Regions from separate parts of the Mus musculus genome. Here regions 1 and 2 are each linked to region 3. A link is a loop called in an ENCODE intact Hi-C map of the cell type or tissue named here. Cell type or tissue: heart. All regions are shown on one strand.

What was found. Hi-C counts contacts between places; a loop is a spot of excess contacts. Peaks named below come from ENCODE experiments on the same cell type or tissue, not always from the same donor. Only the 100,000 strongest peaks of a DNase experiment are listed, where the experiment ranks them.
Region 1: it touches region 3 in a loop (2.7-fold over the local background); 2 of 42 quality-filtered maps call a loop at or near these places.
Region 2: a loop joins it to region 3, with 2.2 times the contacts of the local background. A loop is called at or near these places in 2 of 42 quality-filtered maps.

The regions. Positions count from the first base shown.
Region 1 is chr9:70,749,376-70,757,375 of GRCm38, forward strand. It overlaps Adam10 (a disintegrin and metallopeptidase domain 10), which reads left to right. Exons shown (of 16, transcript NM_007399.4): 9 at 4,787-4,950. Among named protein-coding and RNA genes, the nearest start is that of Adam10, 74 kb to the left of the region's middle. In heart, no CTCF peak of the experiment used is centred here; no DNase peak of the experiment used is centred here.
Region 2 is chr9:70,774,189-70,782,188 of GRCm38, forward strand. It overlaps Adam10 (a disintegrin and metallopeptidase domain 10), which reads left to right. Exons shown (of 16, transcript NM_007399.4): 15 at 2,185-2,311; 16 at 3,812-6,041. The coding sequence ends at 3,906. Among named protein-coding and RNA genes, the nearest start is that of Adam10, 99 kb to the left of the region's middle. In heart, no CTCF peak of the experiment used is centred here; no DNase peak of the experiment used is centred here.
Region 3 is chr9:70,926,918-70,934,917 of GRCm38, forward strand. Lipc (lipase, hepatic) reads right to left here and starts at 7,891. Exons shown (of 9, transcript NM_008280.2): 1 at 7,559-7,891. The coding sequence starts at 7,643. All of the region lies in intron 2 of Gm32017 (a long non-coding RNA gene), which reads left to right. In heart, a CTCF peak has its summit at 3,325 (motif pointing left); DNase peaks (open chromatin) are centred at 64, 3,514 and 4,034; H3K27ac peaks cover 2,942 bases.

The DNA.
Region 1 (8,000 bases), 180 kb before region 3:
TTTTCTTTCTTTTCTTTTCCGCCCATGTTGTAAAATGCACTTGATTCCTGTGTCTCTGAGGTACAGATGTCTGTCATGGCCTTCTTCTCTTACCATAGTGTTGTTTTCATCTTGTTTGTGCGTAGTCCTCTTTTCATGTTTCTTGCATTGTGAAAAGGTGTTCAGCTCTTCCTTCCCAGGATGTTTCAGGTTTTATAAATTCTCTTTCCCCTCAAATAGCTGGATATTTTTTCTCACAAGATTAATGATTCCCTTTTACTATTAATTAGTATTATAAAAGCTTGGGTATTTCTTTGGGTTTCCTTTGCATATTTTCTAGATACTCTTGGGTAAGTCAATGGCTCTCCTCCTGTGGAGCATAGCTAGACGTGCGTGCGTTGCCAGAACCTTTGAGAAATGTTATGGTTCATAGGCTCCACCTATGTCCTTTGAATCAGGGACGCTTGTTATTCATCTCAGTGTCTTTGTTTAAATAAGCATTGCTGCTCACTAAAATGAGACTGAGAACCACCAAACTATTTATGTCTCTAATGCTCCCTCACCAAATACCTCCAGAGCAAACACAGCAATTTCCAAATGGGAGCCTGCTACCGTTTTGTATTTTCATTTACAGACTATTGTTCATCAAAATGTCTGTAATCCTGGCAGAATCATGAGTTCAAGGACAGCCTTCACTACATAGTAAGAGCTTGTCTCTAAAACAAAGGAGTGGGGGTAGGTGGATTCTTCAGGAGCTTGAACCACTTTGTTGAAATCTTTAGATGCCTTCATGTTTTTTACACATATAACTGCTTAATTTCCTTTTACATTCCTTAATTTGTTTCTTTAGAATACTTTTTAGAGTTAAAGAGTTAAATGAAGCAGATGCTATGGAGAGTCCCTCCTCTCAGCTACTGGCTTTGAAGAACACTGTTTGACTGAATTCTAGGATATTTTGTCCTGAAGTTAGATGATTTTATGATCAAATGGGGCTGTGGGCTTAGGGACACTCAGTATTTATGTCTAGATTTCGGGATATTTGAAACATCACTTTGTGATGTTGCTCATTTTGTTAACATGGCACTGGGTAGAGTTTCAGGTTGAAAACAATGTGACATGGTTTTTTTTTTGGTTTTTTGTTGTTGTTGTTGTTGTTAGATTCTTTGTATGAATGAAACAGGACTCTACCTTAGCCTATCATGAGCAAAAAGAGAAGATTCAACCTTTATCCTTATTTCCACCTTTTCTTTTTCTTTACTTCAGGTGTGAAATGCACTCTGACTTGACTGTTAAATCCCCAACTCTGGGCCTTAGAAGGCTTTTTCCAAAAGCTGTTTCAGAGAGTATAGGCCGAGAGATTAGAGGCCAGAGTGAGGGAAAGAAGTCTACTCTCTTGGCTCAGTTGCTTTAATTCAGGGTCCTGTCTTGAAATAACACCAGCAGCTTTGTCTGAACAGATTTTGAGTTTGATATACACTTTCTTTTATAAAGGATGTTACATACGTAATCTGCTTGATTACTCCAGGGTAATGGCTCCTGCTTCCCAGTAGATATTATATTTTATTGATTGCTTTTCCTTCTTTCTTAAGAGAAGGTGGACATGGGAACTCTGTTGCACAATACGTTCCACTAAATTACTTTGCATCAGATAATTTGTGTTATAATTTCTTTTCTCTCCTTGCTTTGAGACTCCATCTTTCTGCTTGTAAGTCTTAATTATGTTTGCTATTATCTTGTTCTTTTTAGATAACACTTCATAGCCAATTTATTGAGTTTATAGTCTTTAATATTTCTTAATCTTTCATTTTTATTTGGTTTAATTAATCTTTGTTAATTCTCATCTTGTTGTATAATTTGCCCTAAGTTTAATTCATTAAATTCTGAAGTTATCTCACTATTCTAAAATATGATAGTCGAGATTTTTGTTACATTATGGTTAATTATCACAGAATATGTATGTAGATTATTAGTGGTAGTCCTTTTTGCTGACCCAGTTGATGCAGGGAAATCAATGAGGGTTACTTACACTTAATAGTAAGTTTCTAGTCTTTATGTCTTCCTATTTTTCAAATAATCTCTTTTACTTTTGTGTTAGAATTAGGACACCATGTATCCTAGTTTCTTCTTTGTATGAATACATGTGTACTAGGACAACTCTGTCTCTTCTTTTTCAGTACTTTCCTCTAGTTGAATTTTTTTTTAAGGTGTCTTTGATCAAGAAAACAGTATCTACCTGTTGAACTGAGTTTACCTGGAGATTTCTACTTAAAATTATGCTATGCCTACAGTGGAGCCATCAGAAAAGAGTCTGGTTCCCATACAAAGATCTACAGGGGGTGTGGCTCAGTGGTAGAGCACAGGCTTTAGCATGTACAAGGCCTAGGGTTTGATCAGCACAAGGGAGAAAGTCAAAACAAAACTCGGGAAAACTATATACAGTTGCCATTTTGATTGTTATTACCATGATTTTATAACAAAGTAAATTTTATTTTGTACCAGAGGGCTCACTGTATACAGGCTGAGCTTGGATTTGTGTTAAGCTTAGGACTTGGTTGTTGCAGGTTCCCATGCATTGGTTCTAAGAGAGCCATCACCTTCCTTCAGTTTCATTTCACTTGCTGAACATCTTTATCATGCTTCTGCAATGGAGTTCTCTGGCTTGTTCAGATATGTCCTGACCTGTATTAACTGGTCTCGGTGTTAGTCAGTTAAGTGAACATAGCCGAGGCTTGCTCAGATTACTGTCACTCTTCTCATTTACTCACAAGGTTAGTTTCTGTGATAACTGCAGTAAAAGCTTACATGTCACTGATATTCTGGTATATCAAAACTAGTTGCAGTATTTAAAACAATATTTATAAAATAAAATTTAGTAAATTTTCTGTGTGATTTAGCACTCCTTAAACTGAGGAGTTATTTAGGAGATTAAGCAATATACACATCACAGAGATTATGTTTAAGAAGAGTATTCTCAAACCTACATATGATCTTGCTAAGTTAGCTAGACTTAAATACATCAATATGTCAGAAGTTTTTAATGTGCCTATTTAGTCTTTTTTCTTTTTAACTGTTAAGATGTGTATTGGAGTCTTCTGTGCCTAGATCAAATTTGACAGGACTTATTTTGGGTCAGTTTCATATGACAAGTCTTTACTGAGGCAGGATATTAATTTACTACTTGCTCAAAGCTAACATGTGGTTGTGTAATTGTTACAGAGTACTTACTCATAGATTTAATTTTTTAGTTCCTAGAGTGATGTAACCTTCAGAAAAAGAACAGAAAAAATATTCATAAATCAAAATCTATTTTCTCTATTGTTTTTTGTTCAGGAAAGGGTGTGTATAGAAACCACATGAAGGCCTGTGGGCTAATTCTGCTCTTGGCTTAGTATTCATTTTCCTTTTTCACAAAGTTCATCATGATTTCATCTTGCTAAATCATAAAATTAATTAAAAGAATTGGGAGTCTAAAATCAGGAAGATGGCAAATGCAGGGAGCTGAGCATAGGCAGACCCTCTCAAATACAAGACAAACACAGGAGAGTTCATTCTTGTCAGTGTAGGCATTGACAAGCTAGTTGAGTTGGTTTTCTTATTTGTCCCTTATTAATTTTGTGTAACTGCTGTTGGCTATGAAGTATTGTCATTTTGATCTTGAGCTCCAAAGTTCTTTTAATAAAAAGACAAATTACAGAATGCTTACTATGCTTACTTTAATTCCTTTCAATTCCTTTCCTTTCCTTCCCTTCCCTTCCCCTTCCCCTTCCCCTCCCCCTTCCCCTTCCCCTCCCCCTCCCCCTCCCCCTCCCCCTCCCTCTTCCTCTTCTTCTTCCTCCTCTTCCTTCCTTCCTTCTCTCTCTCTCTCTCTCTCTCTCTCTCTCTCTCTCTCTCTCTCTCTCTCTCTCTCTCTTCCAGTCTAGTCTTTATCCCTTTCCCAGTCTGCCCTTTGACTGTTCTTTATCCCATACCTCCTCCTCCAAGAGGATATCCTCACCCCCCACTCCCATCTCACCAGACCTCCCCACTCCCTGAGGCCTCAATAATTTCTTTTAAAATTTGAAAATTATTTCAGGGCACATCAAAATTACAGTTCAGTTCTTTTGTTTTGTTTTAAGTTCCACAGCTGCTGAAGAGTTGTGTGAATAGTGCAGTGAACGCCTGGCCGACCAGATATCCATATTCTTCCATATTTGCTTTCCTGTCCCTTTTTTTCTTCCTACCTTCTCTCCACCCTTCTTTTTCCATGTCTATTCCTTAAATCCATGTCACGCAGTGTCTTGCTGACAAATGAGTGATAGAGTGCATCACAGAACTATGAGCACATGCTGAATGCCCCTCACTCTTTGTATAAATTTCTTTCAGAGAATGTAAAATATTGAGGATATTTTAATGTGTATTTAATTTTTAAGTTTCCCCTTTAAAAGGTGAAGGGATTTAAAAGGTGAAGGGATATAAGCTTTGGTTCAGTGTAAATGTGAACTCACCCAAATTTAAAGGAAATAAAAATGTTTTGCTATGTTAATGGCAGGAAAAAATAACTTTTTGATGCTGAAAAATATGTAAGGATTGTTTACTAAATCCTGGGATTTTTTTTCAGGGACCATTAATGTTTTATTTTAAATGATTTTTAAAATCTTGGACTAATTGAAGTATTTGAATCAGTTATGTTCATTTAGTCATTGTATTTTAAATAAATATAAATGTTTTAGCTCCATGTAATGATTTTAATTACTGTTTACCTATTTTTTATAGGGGAATAGATAACTAATTTAGTCTTTTTTTATTATTATTTTAAAATCTGAATTAGGAAGCTCTGGGGGAATATGTGAGAAAAGCAAGTTGTATTCAGATGGCAAGAAGAAGTCATTGAACACAGGCATCATTACTGTTCAGAACTATGGCTCCCATGTGCCTCCCAAAGTCTCTCATATTACGTTTGCTCATGAAGTTGGACATAACTTTGGATCTCCAGTGAGTACTGCCTAATTATTAAAAGTTTAAAAAGCAGTTAGCTTGACTTTTATCTTCAGTGGTATTTTGCAGTACAATAATGTACATATGAATGTTTAGTGTTAATATGCCAGTACATAGTGATGCAATTGATTATACTGAAAGTAAGAAGAGTTCTGTGAAAGCCAGAATTTTATTTAGCTCCTTTGTGGGAGGGTAGTTTTGAGATACGGTCTCATGTAGCATAGACAGTCTTGAGTTCCTAACCCTCCTGTCCCTGCTTCCCAAGTTCTAAGTGAATATCTGTATGCTCCAACCATGTCTGGCTTGTTTATGCAGGTCATCTGTCTATATTTGCTGGTTTAGAAACAGTTACCATCACATAATACACTCAAATATATTTTGAATGAGTCTCCTTTTAGTAATTTCGTAAATTGTGTGATGGCTTTTTGGCTTTTGTTTCTATTAAAACAATATTGTGATTTACTTGAATATATTTCTCTACTGTATAAATAGATTGATATTTTATACTTTTTTATAATAGGTTTCTGACACAAAGAAGAAAAAATAGCATAGCAGGCCATGTTCTCATCACCTAGAACAGGAGTGGCAAGCACTTCCCGAAGGGCTCTCGTGAACATTTCTTCTAGGCTTTGGGGGCTAGCATTTGTTTTATGCTCCATGTTCTTTATTTTCCAGTTCTTTAAATCTTCAAATACGGAAAGCTATTCTTAGCTTAGGCTTTGTAATAGCAGCTCATGTGTAATGTAGGTTCATTTGCTGACCCCTGAGTCAGTTGGTAATTATCAAGGTTTTTGCATTGTTTGCTTTTTGTGTTCCTTTCTTTTTCTTTGTTAAGATGTTTAAATTTACATTTTTTAGAAAAAGGCTTTATATGTAACCACAGTGTGATTATTACACTTATAGCAGCTGTCTTTGGTATTCTGCAATACTTAGGTCCATTCTGATGATTTTACAGTGATCTAAATAAACATCAATTCAACCCAGAAATAGGAAATAGTAAAAGATTTTCTCTGCTTTTGGTGGAGCTTATCAAGTATGTTTCTTTTGGGAAAATTCTACTTGAAAATTGTGTAAATTCATTTTACTTGAATGTTATCATTTGTAGACATGGAAGTTATTATTTTTTTAAGGATAATTTGTTGGTGTTGAGAGTATAGGTCAGTATAGAGTACATATGCAGCATACATGAGGCCTAGGGTTTAATCTCTAGTACCAAAATAAACTAATAAAAACATTCATGAGTTTGTAGTTTAAAATCTTAAAAGGCACTTCTAAATATTCCAGGTTTTTAAAATGTATCACCTCAGACTTTCCTTGTCTAAGTATCCATCAGAAACTGAGAGGTTGTTTTCAAAGGAGTTCTTAAAGTACCAGAGATGAGCAGAGGGCTGATGCTGATGGTTAAGTTGCAATTTCAAGTGCAAGGAGACACACCTTCTTCACAAGCACCATACCCTTCTAGTTCCTTTTCTCTGCCTCAGGGTCTGGCTTGTTATTTATTTATTTATTTATTTATTTGCTTTTGGGGAGTATGTAGACTTGGTGACTGGGCTGTTCTAGAACTCTCTATGTAGATCAGGCCTACTCATGGCAATCCAACTGTTTCAACTTTCTGAATGCTGAAGTTAAAGGCATGTACCACCATACCTGGTTTGTTTGTTAGCAGTCAGAAGCCAAGGTTGGCTCTTCCTCCATTGCACTCCCTCCATTGTTTCATAGTCTTCTTTTAAGGCAGGACAGCTCACTGAACCTGGAGCCCACCTTTTTAGCTAGTCTGACTGGTTGGCCTGTAAATCCCTGAGATTTGTCTAAAGGCCAGCATACTACCTTGTTCACCTTTGATGTGGATTCTGGGGAATCTAAACTCACATCTACAGACTTGGGTGGCAAGCACTTTAACTTGCTGAGCCAGTTCTCCCCAGTCCCCTCACACTCATCTTAATCTTTATCTCACAGCCAACAATTGCATTTAGTAAATTAGTATTATTGTATATTTTATGTATTGCTTAATAAGTAATTTGGTTCTCATTCCTTGTCAACTTTGTTAACCTTTTCCTTTCCTAATGGACTACTTTTAATGACCTTACTATGCTTAACCAGACTCTTTCTTTGCATATGCTGTTAATTCTACATGGTAGATCCTGAATAAGTATTTATTGAGTGATTTATGGTAAGATGAACTGGAGCCATAAACTCCCAAACCTGTCCACTTTGACATCTCTCTCTGAAATCTTTCTTTCTCCCTGCTTTCCTCTTGCTGTGTCTCTGTGCTACATGATACTTTCTCCAAGTGGCTTGCATTATTCTTTATATTCATTTTTCTTTATATGAGTACACTGTAGCTGTCTTCAGACACACCAGAAGAGGGCATCAGATCCCATTGCAGTTGGTTCTGAGCCACCATGTGGTTGCTGGGAATTGAACTCAGGACCTCTAGGAAGAGCACTCAGTGCTCTTAACGACTAAGCCATCTCTCCCGCCCTTATATTCTCTTTACTTATCCCAAATATTTGTTGAGCATTCTTTCCCCAAAAAGCCACACCCACTCCAACAAGGCTACACGTAATAGTGCCATTCCCTATTGTCCTATTGAAGGACATTTTCTTTCAAACCACTACATTCCACACCCTGGCCCTATAATTTTGTAGCCATATCATAGTGCTGAAATTAATTAAGTCCAACTTCCAAAGTGCCCATAGTTTATTATAATATCAGCACTTTTTAAAACTTCAAACTGTCATCTGAGACTCATGCAGTCTAGCTGTGTAAAACCAAAATGAAAATGCAGATCCCAGGCTTCCAACACACAGTGGCACAGGATCTATATTACCATTCTAAACTGGAGGAAAGAGAGCATAGTAAGGAAATACTGGACCAAAGCAAGATGAAAACCCAGCTGGGCAAACTCCAGACTTTATCTCCATGTCTGATGTCAAAGCATTCTTCAGAACTCCAACTCCTTTCATCTTTGTTGACTGCAACACACTTCTTGCTCTTGGGCTGGTTCCGTTCCCTGTTAGCAGCTTACCTTGGCAGGTATCCCACAG
Region 2 (8,000 bases), 150 kb before region 3:
CTCTCTTTTCTTTCATATTTTTGGGGTGGAGGTGGGGAAAGGATTGAGACAGAATCTCCTGTGGCCCAGTCTAGCCTCAAAGTGAGTATTAGTTGAGGCTAAACTCCTGCTTCTCCTGCCTTCATGTCCCTGTTGCTGGAATCACAGACATACCACCACATCTGGCCTCCTCCTCCTCCTTTCATTACTTTTAATTTTCACATCCTGGGTATTTCAGTGTTCTGTGTACCATGGATGTACCTGGTATCTGCAGGGCCCAGAAGACAGTTGTTAGATCCCTTGGCACTTCAGTTCCAGATGGTTGTATGAACTACCATGTTGATTCTGGGAATTGAACCTAGATCCTGGAAGAGCAGCCAGTGTTCTTAAACACTGAGCTATCTCTCCATTGCCTTTACACAAAAACAAACAAACCTAAAAGTGTGGGGCGGGTTTGTGTGTGTGTGGTACGTGCATACGTACGCATGTTGAACAGTTTGTTCCTAAAGCCTTTGGGTGATTCTAAGCAAGGTAGGAATCCATCCAAGGTGTGTACAGCTGTAGAACCACAGAGATGGCTGGCTTACAGGTGAGTCTTATGTGGTTAGGAGGGTGTGGGGAAGAGCACACTGTGGCATGGCATCCCCCAAGTAATGGAAGGTGAGTGCCATGTCAGAGTACAAGTGGAGTGAGCGGGTTCTACAGTGAGTTGCCTCTCCCATGTAGAAGGCAAGTTCCATGTCAGAGTGCAAGTAGGTTAAGGAGGGGTCTTCCTAGGAGGAGAAACACTACAAGGAACCAGGCTTCAACAGCAACATGGGTGGTCCGGGACTCAGGTATTGAAAGAACAAGATGAACCTGGAAGCTTTTGTGTCACAAAGTAAGTCCTTAAAGAACGAGGTGGGGAGAGTGTCAAAAACCCCATGGTAATGGTGGTATTGGGTTATAACCCATTGTATAGAGTAGGAAACGCCAAAGGAACAGTAAGTAAGTAAATGATAATTTATGGGGAATGGAATGTATACATAGTTCCAAATTACATCTCCATAAAATACTCATTGATTCTACAAAGGAAAAGTATATTGTTGATTAAGTCTGGTGAATAATATCACAATCAAGAAATCAAGGTTAGCATCAGAGTGATGAAGTCAGAGTCATATCCCCTGTGTTAGGACGTGGTAAAAGAGTACAAGAGCCCTTTTGTGATACTCCCGATGCTTGGTCAGAATCTGATCATATGAAACACCAGAGAATTCAAAGTAGGTTGTTACAATCCTGTATTAACAACTGCCCTGAAAATGCCAAGTGTCCAAGTTTTAAAGGCCAGAGGGAGCTGTGCTACCCTCCAGAATGAAGGTCAGCAGTAGGGCCCAACAGCACATGGTGCTGAAGATGTGATGAGACGTCTTTGATGAACAAGGTCTATCCAGGAAAATACTCTTATATCTTAGATTTAATAAGAATTTGTGCGTATATGTCTGTCTATCTCTCCAACCATCTGTCTGTGGTCTGCATGTGCATGTGCATATGTGGGAGGCCAGAGTTTGATGCTGGGTAGTGTTTTCCACTTTTGTTGTTGTTATTGAGATAGGGCCTTTCACTGAACTTGTAGATTTCTGATTGACAAAACTGCAAGCCCAAGAGATTCTCTTGTCTCTGCTCCACAGTGCTGGGATTATAGATATATGCTTTTACATCTGGCTTTTTAGTGTCAAGGGATCTGAGCTTGGGTCCTCATTTTGGTGACAAGACAGGCCCTTTACCAATTGAGCCCTATGTTATGGGACTTTCATGGGGAATAGTGTGGTGCATAAAGCTGGGTCCGATTTTTGAAAGTTCTTTGCACTGTGCTTACAACTTTTCATTATATTAGCAATTCTTTCAAGAGGAAACAAAAGGTTTTTTTTTTTTTTAATATGAGGGAACTTACGTATGCAGAAAAAGTGACTTGGGGTGTTTTGAGATAGCATGTGTTTTTATTTTAGGATCTGGGTAAACAGTACAGAGTTAGTAAGTTGTGTAAAGCCTCAGATGATAGAGGCGTTTTGAATGTTTTGCTAGAAACAATGAGTAGTAATTGCATAAGTGTTACAGTAATCTGCATTAAACCCAGTGTGGACATTCAGAAATTGAAAATTGTGAATATTTCATATGATGGATGTTAGTATCTGCTGTCTTAAAACAGTTTAATTCTGTTCCTGTCAGGCTCACTGGTGGGCAGTACTGCTTATGGGAATTGCCCTGATCATGTTAATGGCTGGATTTATCAAGATTTGCAGTGTTCACACTCCAAGTAGTAATCCAAAGTTGCCGCCTCCTAAACCACTTCCAGGTAAGGTGCTGAGCGCTGGGTGCTGCTGTGAGCAGAGCCAGAGCTGTGGGCAGGGAGGACGCAGCCTCAGGAGGCTTTAGTTTAGTAACTGAGTTTAGAGGGCTGTGTTTTTGATAAATTGCCTGACAAATGATTCACTGGCTGTGTAATTGTTCGTCAGTCCAATCTAGTTATTGACTACCATTGTAATGCTGATCTATCCTGAGTGCCAAGAAACATTTGACCAACATTTTGATTTTTGGTTGGATCCTCCTTCCTTGTTTTTGTCTCAGTCTCTTGCCATACCTTGTTTGTGTTACTGTAGTGGAGGTGATTTTAAATTATTGGCCTTTGTATCTAAATAGTTAATGGCTCTGATACCATTTGTAATGTCTGTGTTCTTGAAATAGTTTCTGGTAGGAAGCACATTTTCCTCTGCAAGAGGCTTACTGAGAAATATAAGTTTGCATGTAGGGAGTCTTAGCTTCAGATGTTAAGAACCTGTCAGATAGTCTCCACCCTTCCCTCTGGAGGACACTGCCACTAGGACAAGTCAACTTTGAGCATTTGAAGAAGACAGAAGGGGATGGCTGTTTTGTTGCAGTTAGTCTGATCAGTTTCCCCTTCCCCTCTCCAAGGTGTGGCTAGTCATTACAGGTGTGGGGAAGACTGCCTAAGGCAGTGGCAGGGAAGCCAGGGCTGTGTGCTACTGTGTGGCCTCCTCAGGAGAGCCTTGCCTCAGAGTGGTTTCTTCTACTTTGTATTTCCCCTCAGCTGTTCCTTGCATTTTCCCGTGTTAGGACAAGAGTGCCCAGGAGTCATGATGGGGGTGGAGGATGTCTGATTTGATATACTTGCTTTCTTAAGTTTCCTAAGTCAGAACCCAGGCACTTGTGTGAGTTGAACACATTTCCAAGAGCTATAGGACACTTTTGAGGCATGGTTGCCATGGTGTCCTTCTTCATTGGAGCAGATAATGCACTTGTGTGTTGACACCTCTGAAAATGATCGTCACTTGTTAAATCTTCATAAAAGTGCTGACTTAAGGACGGCTTTAAAGTCTTCATGATAGACTGTGTGAATGACTTCCCATCCTGCTGTGCAGACAGGCCTCAAGAGTCTGTCAGGGCTCCAGTCAGAGATTCTGCTCTCAAAGCTAAAATAATTCTGACTGGTCAGTCTAATTCTTTAAGTACTTGAAATGTGCCCCATCTCCACTGAGATGTGCTGTTAAATATTAAATATGGATCAGACTTAAAGACAACATAAAATAGTAAAATATTTTAGTAATTTTTATATTGAGTACATGCTACAGTTGGTATTTTTAACTTGAATTGGCCTAGATAAAATAAATATTAAAATTTATTTTTATTTTATTATGGCCACCAGAAAACTGAAAAGTGTTACGGGGTACCTATTTCTGCTGGTCAGTGCCAAAAAATAGCTTTTCTTGGTGAAAGAGTGCTTCCCTTTTGAAGATTAGGAGGTGGTGCTCAGGGAGCTGTTTTGCTTTCGTTGCAGGCACTTTAAAGAGGAGGAGACCGCCACAGCCCATTCAGCAGCCCCCGCGTCAGAGGCCCCGAGAGAGTTATCAAATGGGACACATGCGACGCTAATGCAGCTTTTGCCTTGGTTCTTCCTAGTGCCTACAGTGGGAAAACTTCACTCCAAAGAGAAACCTGTTAAGTCATCATCTGCAAATGATACCCTTACAGTTAATAGTTGAAGAAAAATGGCAAGAGATCATGTCCTCAGATCAGGTGGAATTACTCAAAATTTAAAGCCTGAAAATTCCAATTTTGGGGGTGGGGGTGGGATGGAAAAGGAACCCAATTTTCTTATGAACAGATATTTTTAACCTAATGGCACAAAGTCTTAGAATATTATTATGTGCCCCATGTTCCCTGTTCTTCGTTGCTGCATTTTCTTCACTTGCAGACAGACTTGGCTCTCGATAAACTTTTATCACAAATTGAAATATATTTTTTTCAACTGCCAATCAAGGCTGGGAGGCTCGACCACCTCAACATTGGATACATCACTTGCCAATGTACATACCTTGTTATATGCAGACATGTATTTCTTACGTACACTGTACTTCTCTGTGCAATTGTAAACAGAAATTGCAATATGGATGTTTCTTTGTATTATAAATTTTTCCGCTCTTAATGAAAAATTACTGTTTAATTGACATACTCAGGATAACAGAGAATGGTGGTGTGCAGTGGTCCAGGATTCTGTAATGCTTTATGCAGGCAGTTTTGAAATGAGAATCATTTTCCCTTTTCTTATGGTGGAGTTGGTTCTTACATACATTTTTTTCCTTGTTACATGGCTGCTGTGAGCAGGAGAGGCTGTGCTGAAGAACGCAGCTGATGGCTTGCAAACTGGACAGCAACAGCATTTGGCTTCAGAGTCAGCTCTTTTTGTAGATGTCTGATTTCTGCTTAGTATTTTATACTTTCTAAATCAATTCCATTTTTAAATTGCTAGGTGAATTTTTTCATGCCTTGGAATTATGTTGGAAATGATTAATTTTCATCTGTAGCCTGCTTATTACTTTGTGTATTCCATATACTTCAAGCCTGCTAATTCTGTTTTTATCCAATATGAAAAAGAAAATCAGTGTCTTCATTGAAATACTTGGACAGTTAGTTCTTCAGCACTGTCACTGATCACTGGTAACCACTAGAGATGGGTGATTTGCTCAGCAGGTAGTTGAAATTGTAGATAGGTTTTTCGACGTTGTTTTCCCCCCAACATTTTAGCAACAATGAAGGTAGACAGCACAGTGTCCCATTACAAACTTCTTTTTTAAGCAGATAAAATATTGGCTTTTTTAAAGAAAGAGAAAGCAAAAGCATTTAATGTATTAACAGGCTTATCGCTATGCAGAAAATGGAGGGGGCATTAAAAAATGTAAGCTTGTGACATATTCATTGCTTCTGTTTTCCAGCTACATCACTTAAATTAGAAGTCAGCAGCAGTGATCTTCCTGGCTTTACATAGGAGGCAATCTAGAGAAGGTTGACAAGATTACTGTGTTTGGCTTTTTTTTTTTTTTCCTTTTTTCTTAAGAGTCTAAGGTTTACACAATCACTCACAATGTGACGCGAGCCAGCAAGGCCAAAACCGCTAGAGAAACAATGGGATCTCTCCTTGTAAACTTGTACAGTACGCGGGACTTTTTTCAAAACAGCTTTTTGTACATGATTTAGAGACAAATTTTGTACATGAAACCCCAGATAGACTATAAATAATTCTAACCCAACAAGTAGGTAGCTGTGTATGACACTGCTTTAAATCATTCAAATGCCTTTGTTTTTGGACTGTGCAAAGGTTGGAAGTGGATTTGCATTTCTAAAATGGTGACTTTTATTCTGCAAGAGTTCTTAGTAACTTCTTGAGTGTGGTAGACTTTGGAACATGTACATTTTTTGCTTGTAATGTTATCCTGTGGTAGGGTTTTGCCCTATTTTATTTTGAGTCTAAGTTAAATGTTTTCTGAAGAGATACATGCACTGAACTGTTTCCACTACAAATCAAGATGTGGTTAAAAAATGAAAGGACCAGGACCAGTGAGATCTAATACTACTGTCAGTTTAATGTCCACTGTGTTTTATACAGTATCTTTTTTTTGTTGTTCACTTTGGAAATTTTTACTAAAACCTGCAAAAAATAAAGTATTGTGCAAAGATGTAAGGTTTTTTGAAACTTGAAATGCATTAATAAATAGACTTGATGAAATCAACTTGAGGTCTATGCTCTTTGGACTCAGAAACATCAGAAGTAGCCACCATGCTGAATGAAGGACTATTCAGCAGAAAGGTCTCTCCATGCAAGTGAGGGCATCACTGCTACAGTCCAGAGCCATGGTGCACAGTTGATTGCCATTATCACATGTACACTGTATGTTGAAAGTTACTCAACACAACGGCTTCTCACTGTTTCTAAGCAGTGTCCAGGACTTGTCCTAGTGAAGAGCTGAAGCTAACTGGAAACTTGTAGTCTTCTTTCTGTGTTCTCAAAGTTCTGTCTGGGTGCTAAGTGCTTTTATTAATGTCTGATTTATCTGGATGTGGTAGTGCCTATCCATAATTTCAGTACTGTAGAGGCTAACGTAGGAGGATCTGGAGAGAAAAGGTAAACCTAGGCTATATGCAAGATTCCTTCCCTAAACAATCCTGGTAAAGAAATTACCTAGCATGCACGTGGACCTTGTCTTCAATTCATAACTCCCCTGTCAGTTCCCCCACACAAAAGAAGACTTGGTCTAATGAAAATGTATTTGAAATTCTGAACTAACATTTTCCCGTCTTACCAGATTTATTATATATTGTAAGCAGAGAATTGACATTGTAATATTACCTACAAAAGAAATTATTTTGTATACAGGATAGTGCCCTTTATGGAATAATATGCCCCAAATTCCTATTTTAAAATTAAGACTAGCTATAAATATTGGTATATATTAAGTAAGTAAATATGTAATACTTTGTTTTTTCTTTTGTTTTTGTTTCTGTTTTTGTTTTTTAAGTGGACGTCTCACGCTGTAGCTGGCCTTGAACTCACTGCCTTTGCCTTGCAACTGCTGGAATCAGGGGCACTTATATTTGTGCCTACTTTTTCATACTTTTACAGTAGCGTTACTTAATAATTAGGGGGTTGTTTTGTTTTGTTTCCCCATGAAACTGGTAATTTTTACCAAGTCAGATAATTGCAAATTTGTTGCTGCTTAAATTTTGTTTGGAATTTATTTTTGGTATAGTTTTCTAAATTTCAACACCAGTTTACAAACAAATATATCATTACAGTTTCGGGATTTAGTGATTTCCATAGCACCAGGCAATATGTAGGCTGGGGAAGGGTTTATCTAAGGGAAAGACAGCTTTATAAGATTAGTCTTGGCTTTTCAGTATCTTTAATACTTTGTTGTCTAGGTACTTCAAACTTGTTGCATTCATAGTTGAATGTAAAACTGAAGATTTGCCCAAACTGAGCAGTTTTCTATTTCTAAGTCAGGTCTTGGGCTGCTATTGTTTTTTAAGGCCCAACTGTTGCTCTCAACATGGTGTCTTTGGTAGATGTGAGGTGCATACTTGTCCTTGAAAAGGCCTTTAAGTTCTCCTGGAGTATTTTTAGTCAAATGTCTCAGAGCATCTCGGAACAAAAGGTTTGGGCTTTCCCAGAGCCAGGGAGCAGGGAGGATGCCAGTTTGAAGCAGATGGTAAGGATAAATCGTCTTTAGAGAAGTCACCAATGCTGTAAGAGATTATAGGAGGAAACTTTTTTCTGTCTCAGAAACAAAAGATCATCACTTTGCCCAGAGTATAGCTTTTTTTTTTTTTTTTTTTTTTTAAGCATTTTAGATTCTCAATTAAGAACTCTCAAGCCAGGTACAGTGCATATGCCAGTAGTCCTAACTACTTAGGAGGCTGAGGTAGCCTTGCTTGTTCCCTAAGATAGAAGCCAGGCTGGGCAACAGAGCAGACACGTTTCCAAACAGGAGAGCCACATCAGCAGCAACAAAAGTAAAGACTTCCAGTTGATTTTTTTTTCCTCATTTATTACTAGTGTAGCATTTTTATTGTTTCTGGAGCCAACTCTTTAGTGAGACACAGATTAAACCTTTGTATTCTGTATTCCCATATGCTTTGTGTTTTCAGACATATACCTATGTGCTATTTTCATTAGAAACTTGTGTATTTAT
Region 3 (8,000 bases):
GTTGAGTTCAGGACTCCACCCATGCCCTTTCCTGCTGATACAGTTTCTCCCCAGAAGGGAGTGGCCAGGGTTTCAGCCAGGCTGGGAGATAAGGTTCTCTAGGCGTTGTGGAAGGCAGCTAGCAAGCTCTATCTCCCCTTCTCAAATGTCAACCTGCATCTGGGCAGCCCAGGCTCCAGGGTCAGAGTGAAGCTCTTGAGGGTGGATTGGGGGTTCTTGTTTCAGCTCCTTTCACTGTATCTTACTCTGGGCCAACCGAAGTCTCATGAATTCTCAATTTCATTCTCATTCTTCAAGTCATAACTGCTCATACGCTTTCCTTTTTCCTTATGATATTCTCTTACTTCTTTCCCTTCTCTACCCCTTGAACCAGGGGGCTGGAGAGATGGCCTAGCGGCTAAGAGCGCTGGCTGCTTTTGCAGAGGACTTAGGCTCATTTCTCACTACCCACATGTCAGCTCACACCTGTTTGCATTTCCAGGTCCAGAGGATCCAATGCCATCTTCTGGCCTTCTTGGGCACAGTCTGCACATTGTACCAGACATACATGCAGGTGAATAGTTAACACACACACACACACACACACACACACACACACACACACACACACACACTTGTTTAAAATGCCTTCTTAGCTGACCATTCTTGCCTCAGAATTCTCCACACAAGATAAATTTGTACACCTATCACGTTGTATTGAAATGGTCTCATAGTACTCCTCTAAGGGGCTGGACTCTTAGATTGAAGCTTTTTTCATAAATGAAATGGTGATTTTTGTGCTGACCTTGGAGCTCAGAATGCAGCAAGTAGTTAATAAATGTTATGATTTTATGTTTTATGTATGTTCCCAAATAAATTAGTAGTTTTTTTTCTCTCACTATGTTGGTTCCTCTTAGTACCAGGGAGTTGGAATGTCTGACATCACAAAGTTTTGCACAGTTGTGGGTGGCCAGGCCTCACACAGACCCTGCCCAACCCTGCTAATGCCCAGCTCATGTGAAAAATATGTCCTTGAGCAGATTTTCAGGGTTGGAAAGGAGTGGCCCAGAGCTATTGTGAGTTTCTCTACCCATCACCAGTGAGTCTCAGCCTGGAAGCTTCCCTTTAAGGAACACTTTCTTTTCAGCTTGCAGATGTTCTATTTTGGAAGAGCACATTTTCATGAACACCTTAAATTTAATATATATATGGAAAGTTGGGCCTATCAACGTTCTTTCATGTAGGGGAGGGCCTCCTAAGGCATCCTATAAGGATTTATAGATAGTTGGTTTCTGGGTGAAGGAAAGACATTTTCTTCCCTGTTATAGCCACTGACATTTTGACTATGGTCCTGTAAGTAACTTCTCAGCCAGCTGCTGTTAGAAACCTAATGAAATTCACTGGAGCATACACATTCATTCTCTCTCTCTCTGTCTCATGCACACACACACACACACACACACACACACACACACACACACTCACACTCACTCACTCACACACACATATGCACACACATACACACACATACACACATACACACACATGCACACACACATACACATACACTCACACTCACTCACTCTCACACACACTCACACACACACCCCACACACTCACACACACACACCACACACACACACACACACACACACACACACACACACACACCACACACACACACACACACACACACACACACACACACACCCCAAAGCATGACTAGGTGGGAAAATGAGTGGGGAGCAGCAGATGTGGGAGAAAGATAAGACAAGAAAAAAATGTAACAGTGGTGAAATATAATCAGCATACATTATATATTATATATGCATAAAATGCCCCTTGTAGATAAAAGTAAGTTGTATGACAGCTACTGGTGAGGGAGGTCAGTACACAGAAGCAATACATGCTGACTCCCAGCTTTTGAATTACGAGTTAGAGGTGAAGCCAGGTGTGGCAGTTTGAATATGCTTGGCCCATGAGAAGTGGCAGAATTAGGAGATGTGGCCTTGTTGGAGGAAGTGTGTCACTGTGTGGTTAGGCTTTGAGGGTCTCCAAATGATCAAGTTCTGCCCAGTGCAGAAGAGACCAACTCTCCTGGCTGCCTTCAGATCAAGATGTGGAACTCTCAGCTCCTCCTCCAGCACTATGTCTGCCTGCACACTGCCATGTTTCCCACCATGATGATGATGGACTGAACCTCTGAAACTGTAAGCCAGCCCCAATTGGATGTTTTCCTTTGTAAGAGTTGTCTTGGCCATGGTGTCTTTTCACAGAAATGGAAACCCTAACTAAGACAGCAGGTTTGCCTTGGGGGTTCTGTAGGAAGAGTTCACCTTGGAAGGCCAGAGACGAGGGCAGGTGGCAGCTCCTCCATAGACTGGGGTTCTGGGAGTCTCTACTCATGATGGTTAGTTTTAAACTGTCAACTTGATGCAATCTAGAATCACCAGGAAAGAGAATCTCTGACTCGTATGAGACCAGGAATCTTAATTAAAAGACACTTCTTTAATGTATGTATGTATGTATGTATGTATGTATGTATGTATGCATGTATGTGCTTGTGTGCATGTGTGCACACATGAGTTGGGATGCCTGAGGTAGCTAGAAAGGGTGTCTATCTCCTAGGGCTGGAGTTACAGGCACTTGTGAGCCACAGGACATGGGTGCTGGGAACTGAACTCAGGTCTTTGAGAGAGCAGTGAATGTTCTCAGCCTCTGTGTCATCTCTCCAGCCCCCAGGATTCATATTTTAACAAATCCCCCAGGTGTTTCCAGAGTTCCACTGCTCTGGCCAAATTCTTCCTTTCACCATGGTGAAGCTGATATACTTTTAAGTCATCTAAATCATTAAAGTAACTATACTATATACAACATAAAAATTGGAAGAAATAAAAATTCAGATATAAACTCAATGGAAATAGTCATTTCTGTGCATTTTTCTCCCAATATTTTCTCTTTCAACCCTTCAAATAAATGTCGTTTCACACAGTTGTAATGACAGCACACATTCAGTTAAACATACTTCCCTTTCTCACTTAATGTTGTACATGTTTTCCTAATTCCACACTATTCTACTAGGTAACATAGCACAGACCCCAAATGTGAGCTGACATGTGTGTGGATGTGAAGGCAGGAGTACAGGGATGAACATGTCGTCAAGGAAACCACTCCTTCCTCGCTTTGAGTGTCTTCCCCCACCTTCTGCCCCAGCCCCACTGGGAAAAATAAAAACTGTGAGTGTTTCTGGACGCAGAGTTATAAACAAAGAATGGTAGATTAAGCTAATAGCTTTGCCATTTCAGAAGCCGAGGAGATATCACCGCGCTCCCTAGTGGCAGTGATTGAAAACTGCACCTTCTTTGGAGCAGTCCTGCAGACATCCTGGACTCCTTCAGTCGCCAAGGACTAGTTTTGGTCTTGGCCCTCACTCCTGTGCCTGAGTGTGAGCCTCAGCATTGCCAAAGTTACTATGGCTCCTCTGCCCCTTGCAAAACTGGCTCACTCACTGCGGTGCCTGTGCCCCCTTGGCGGGGGTCTGGATGTCCTGCCCTCGCCCTGCTAATCCCATTTCCTGGCAGGCTGGACTCCAGTTCACCGAGAAGTCTGGACTCTAAAATGGACACCCTTCTTGGAGCCAGTGACCAGCCACCTTCCTGGTAGTGCGAACTGCTGGCCCCTTTGTCCTGTATAGACCATCGATATCAGAAATATGATCTTGGAGATGCATTTGGGGCTGCTCCGCTCTGTCTGTGGACCAGGATAAATCAGGGCAGCCTGTCTTCCTGCTGAGTCGTCTGTGAGTACCCAGCATGGCAGCTGGTGTGTTAAATAGGGCAGAGGGAGGGGAAGACCAGAGAGGGAATCTAGATACCCAATTTTGGCTTTGGCTGGGCGCTCTCTGGGTGATTTGTGTTTTTAGGTCAGTTTGCAGGCACTGAAGGCCTTCAGTGGCTCTTCAGTTTCTTCCTGTGCAGTGCTAGGTCCCCGTGGAAGGCAGTCAGGGTCAAAGTCGGCTGTCTGTCCTCTGGTCCTTGGCCTGTCCTATCTAGGTGACACCCATCAGGAAGGTTTTGGCCTCACTGGGCTACAAGGCCAGGACGTTTGCCAGAGAGCAGGAGAATCTCTTTCAGAGGAAGGGGGGGGGGGGTTTCCGCACAGTGCTGGGGTTGTTTTGCAGCTGTTGTGGAATGGTGGGTCTGGTCATCCTGGGGGTGTGAGCTGCATTTCTGCCTACCTCCTCTAATAGTTACAAGTCAGGAATCAGCAAGTCTCCTTAGGGCAGTGATCTGAGGCTGGCTGGGCCTGCAAGGATGAGTGAAAATGACAGGTCTGACTTGTGAGTGCAAGGTCCCTCTATTCTGTGGCCTTCCTGTCAAGGCAAACCCTACACTGACCTGCCTCCTCCCCAGCTGGGGATCAAAGAAATGATATCTTAGGTAACCAGTGGGATACCTCTCAGACTTAGGCCTACGTTAGTCGTAAGTACACAGTCTGCCTGCCTGCCCACCTGTGCCCCTCCCTCCCTCTTCTCCTCCCTCCCTGCCTTCCTCTCTTCTTCCCTCCATCCCTTCCTTTCTTCTTATGCACTAATGTCCCACTCCTACCCACAGAGCAACCATTGCTTTTAAACTCTGTAGATGTTTAAACAAACCTCCAACCTCTAGTAGGATACATAGAAAAATTCAGTATACTAGATATTCCACCCTATTTTCCTGCCCTGATATTTCATTTCACATTTTCTCACACTTATTTTTTAAAGCAGCTAGATAAATTGGTTTTGAACTTTCTTTTTGAGGTCATAATTTACCAGGAGGTAAAGAACCACTCTGTGTCCCCGGCTCAAAACACAACCTACACACAGCCTTGGTAGTATCTCGGGAGGGGTTGGGACTCTGAACCCACCACCTGGGCTGAATAAAGATCCCCAATGTTGTGCTATGAGCATCTCAGGGTCATTGATAAGCCATTTATTCCCAAATACCATACCGTTACCAACTTTCTGAAATGTTTGGTAGTCGGCATTTGAATTTAAAGGTGGACTTAGCAGTGACTGCGATTCTGCCGCTGAGGGTTGATCATGGTCAGCTGCAGTTTAACCAGCCCTGTGTATGTGCTGGCTCAGGATCACTCTCTCCTCTGTCTTCACCTTCCTATTCTTCTCCTCCTCCATATCTATTTCTTCCTCTATTTCTTTTCCTCCTTCTCTTCTTCCTCTGTCTTCTTATCTCCTCCCCTATCTTCTCTCCTCTTTGCTCTCCATCTTCATCTCTGTCTCTTCTTCCTCCTCCCTAGATAATTTACTCTCAGAAGGCTCTTCAGGCTTGGAAGACACAAGCACATTATCATCTCTGAAGCTGTGCTTCTGCCCAAGGAAGGCCTTGCTTTCTTATTCTCTGATGCCAGCTTGCAAGACCCCACACAAACGCACCCCCACCCCTCCCCAGGCTCGGTCTGCACAGGCAGCTGGGCACGAGCTCTTTCATGATCACTTTTCTCCAGTGGGACTCATGGCACGCCATGCTGTGGTGGAGAAACATGCGCACCCATAACTGATCGCCTTCATTACACTCAGCGGGCTGCCTCATACATTGGATTTGACACATATGTGGATCATTCCCATTCCCTTCTGCCCATAATATAAAAATATTTTCAGTAATGTTAATGAAAAAGTAGTAATTGTTTTCTCAACTCATTCTTCAGTTTTAAAGCAATGGACAGATTTAAAGGACAGTGTTTTTTGGTTTTTTTTTTTGGTTTTTTTTTGTTTTTTTTTTTTAAAGACTAACTTCCAACTTTAAGATAGTCAAATACAATAAAATTACTCTGGTGTGAACTCAAATTTTTACTTGCCAAGCAAATTCTTAAGCTTTACAGTTCACAATCTGTCTTATTCATAAATTTTTAAACACAAGCAAAAAAATCTTAGTGGACGGGTATCACATTGGAAAACAGAATTGAAGTAATGTGAACCCTGAACTTTCAGTTTTACACTTGCTTCCATCATGTTTATTTTTAGCTTCCTGTTTAAATGTGGGAATGGGTATTAAGTACCAGGAGGGCTGGAGACATGAAATGTGTCTGAGAGAGGAAGAAGGATTCTGAGCCACTACACGCTCACTCCCATGGGGAGCACACATCCGTTGTTTCTGAGCTCCAAGACTACGTAAGTAACATGTGCATGGGTGTGGGAGAGCATGTGCTGCACATGTGTGGTGGTCAGGGGATGGCCTCAGGGTTGGTCCTTGATTTTTTTACACCTTGCTTGGGACACAAAGACCAAACGAAGAAAGAGAACTTCAGACCAATCTTTATGAACATTGATGCAAAAATACTCAATAAAATTCTTGCCAACCAAATCCAAGAACACATCAAAATGATCATTCACCACGATCAAGTAGGCTTCATCCCAGGGATGCAGGGATGGTTCAATATACGGTAATCCATCAATGTAGTCCACTATATAAACAAACTCAAAGAAAAAAACCTCATGATCATTTCATTAGATGCTGAAAAAGCATTTGACAAATTTCAGCATCCTTTCATGTTAAAAGTCTTGGAAGAACAGCAATCACACTTAACCATTGAACCATCTTTCTAGTTCATCCTTGAGGAAAGAAAAGTTTAAGTCTCCGGTGGATATAGATGCTCAAGTCTGTGACCTCAGTGCTCCTCAGTGCTCAAGAGGATCTCAATGTCGACCCTAGCCTGGGTTACACAGACCCTGTCTCCAAATCCATCCATCCATCCATCCATCCACCCATCCATCCATCCATCCATCCATCCATCCATCCATCCATCCATCCATCAAAATTTTAAACATTCTAGGCCAGCAGATCTTCATGACAATGGGCACAGAAGCAAGGTTCCAAACCCCTGTCTAATTTGGTCAAGTTGTCCAGTCAATCCTACCATTTACTGATCTAACACGCCATTCAGCCAGGAACCTGGACCCCATCTGCCTGGCAGGGCATGGAAGTCTATCCTTGGCCATCACTGTAGTTTATAAAGCCATGGACTAAAAAGACTGATGGCGGCGGCTCCTTCAGCTCAGGAGAAAAGCTTTGCCAGAAAAATGTAAAGACTAGGAAACATGCGAATGACATCTCTGCTTTAGGCAGGACTAGAAACAGGACTCAGATTCCCTTCTCTTGGGAGAGAGCAAGGCGATTTCACAACCCCAATAGGACAGAGCGTTTGATGGCTCCCAGATGACAAATTAGAATTCAAATGAACTTTAAGGATGATCCCAAGTCTTTCAGGTCATTGTCTTTCAAGTCTTTCAGGTCATTGTCTGCTGAAAAAAAAACTTTTCCCATGGTGTCCATATGACACCTGTAAGAGGCCACACTGCCCGTTACAGGGGCTTTTTTTTTTCCCTGTCATCTACTCTCATCTACTCTTTTTGAAAATACGGTCCCTTTTACAAAGTGCTACACAGCTCTGGGTACCTTGGGAGCCACTCATAGAACCACTTCATGAGCTCTGAAGCAGATCCCATCCCAATGTCAATCTCTGCAACACAGTCAAGACCAAAAAAAAATTCACGGCCATTTCTAGAGAAAAGATAAACACTTACCTGTTCCCACGCCTTGTCCACAAGCACTTGATTGGATAAAGATGCAGAACACCAGGAAAATGGAGATTTGGAGGGGATTTCCCATGTCTCTGGCCTCACCTGGGGTCTGAGGTCTTCTTGCTAATGTCTAGAACTAAAGAGACCAGAGTGCTTCTTGGTGCTCAGCTGGGGAAGGCCCCCATTAATTATTAACCTTAAAACACGTTACCTAGAATTTAAACACTTTCTTTACCTTCTCCAGTCCAAATCTATCAATATCTAGATTGACCCACAGAAGCACTTTTTATCTCGATAAGTTTTGGAAATAAAACACCTCGCCAGGTCTTCTTTCCTCTTGAGCCAAGCTCATAGTTCAGAATCAATCAATTGAGAGTCAGTGTGCTGTGTTTGGACATTTGACCAAAGGTCAGCTGGGTGACCTCTGTATTATTGCCTGCTTTAC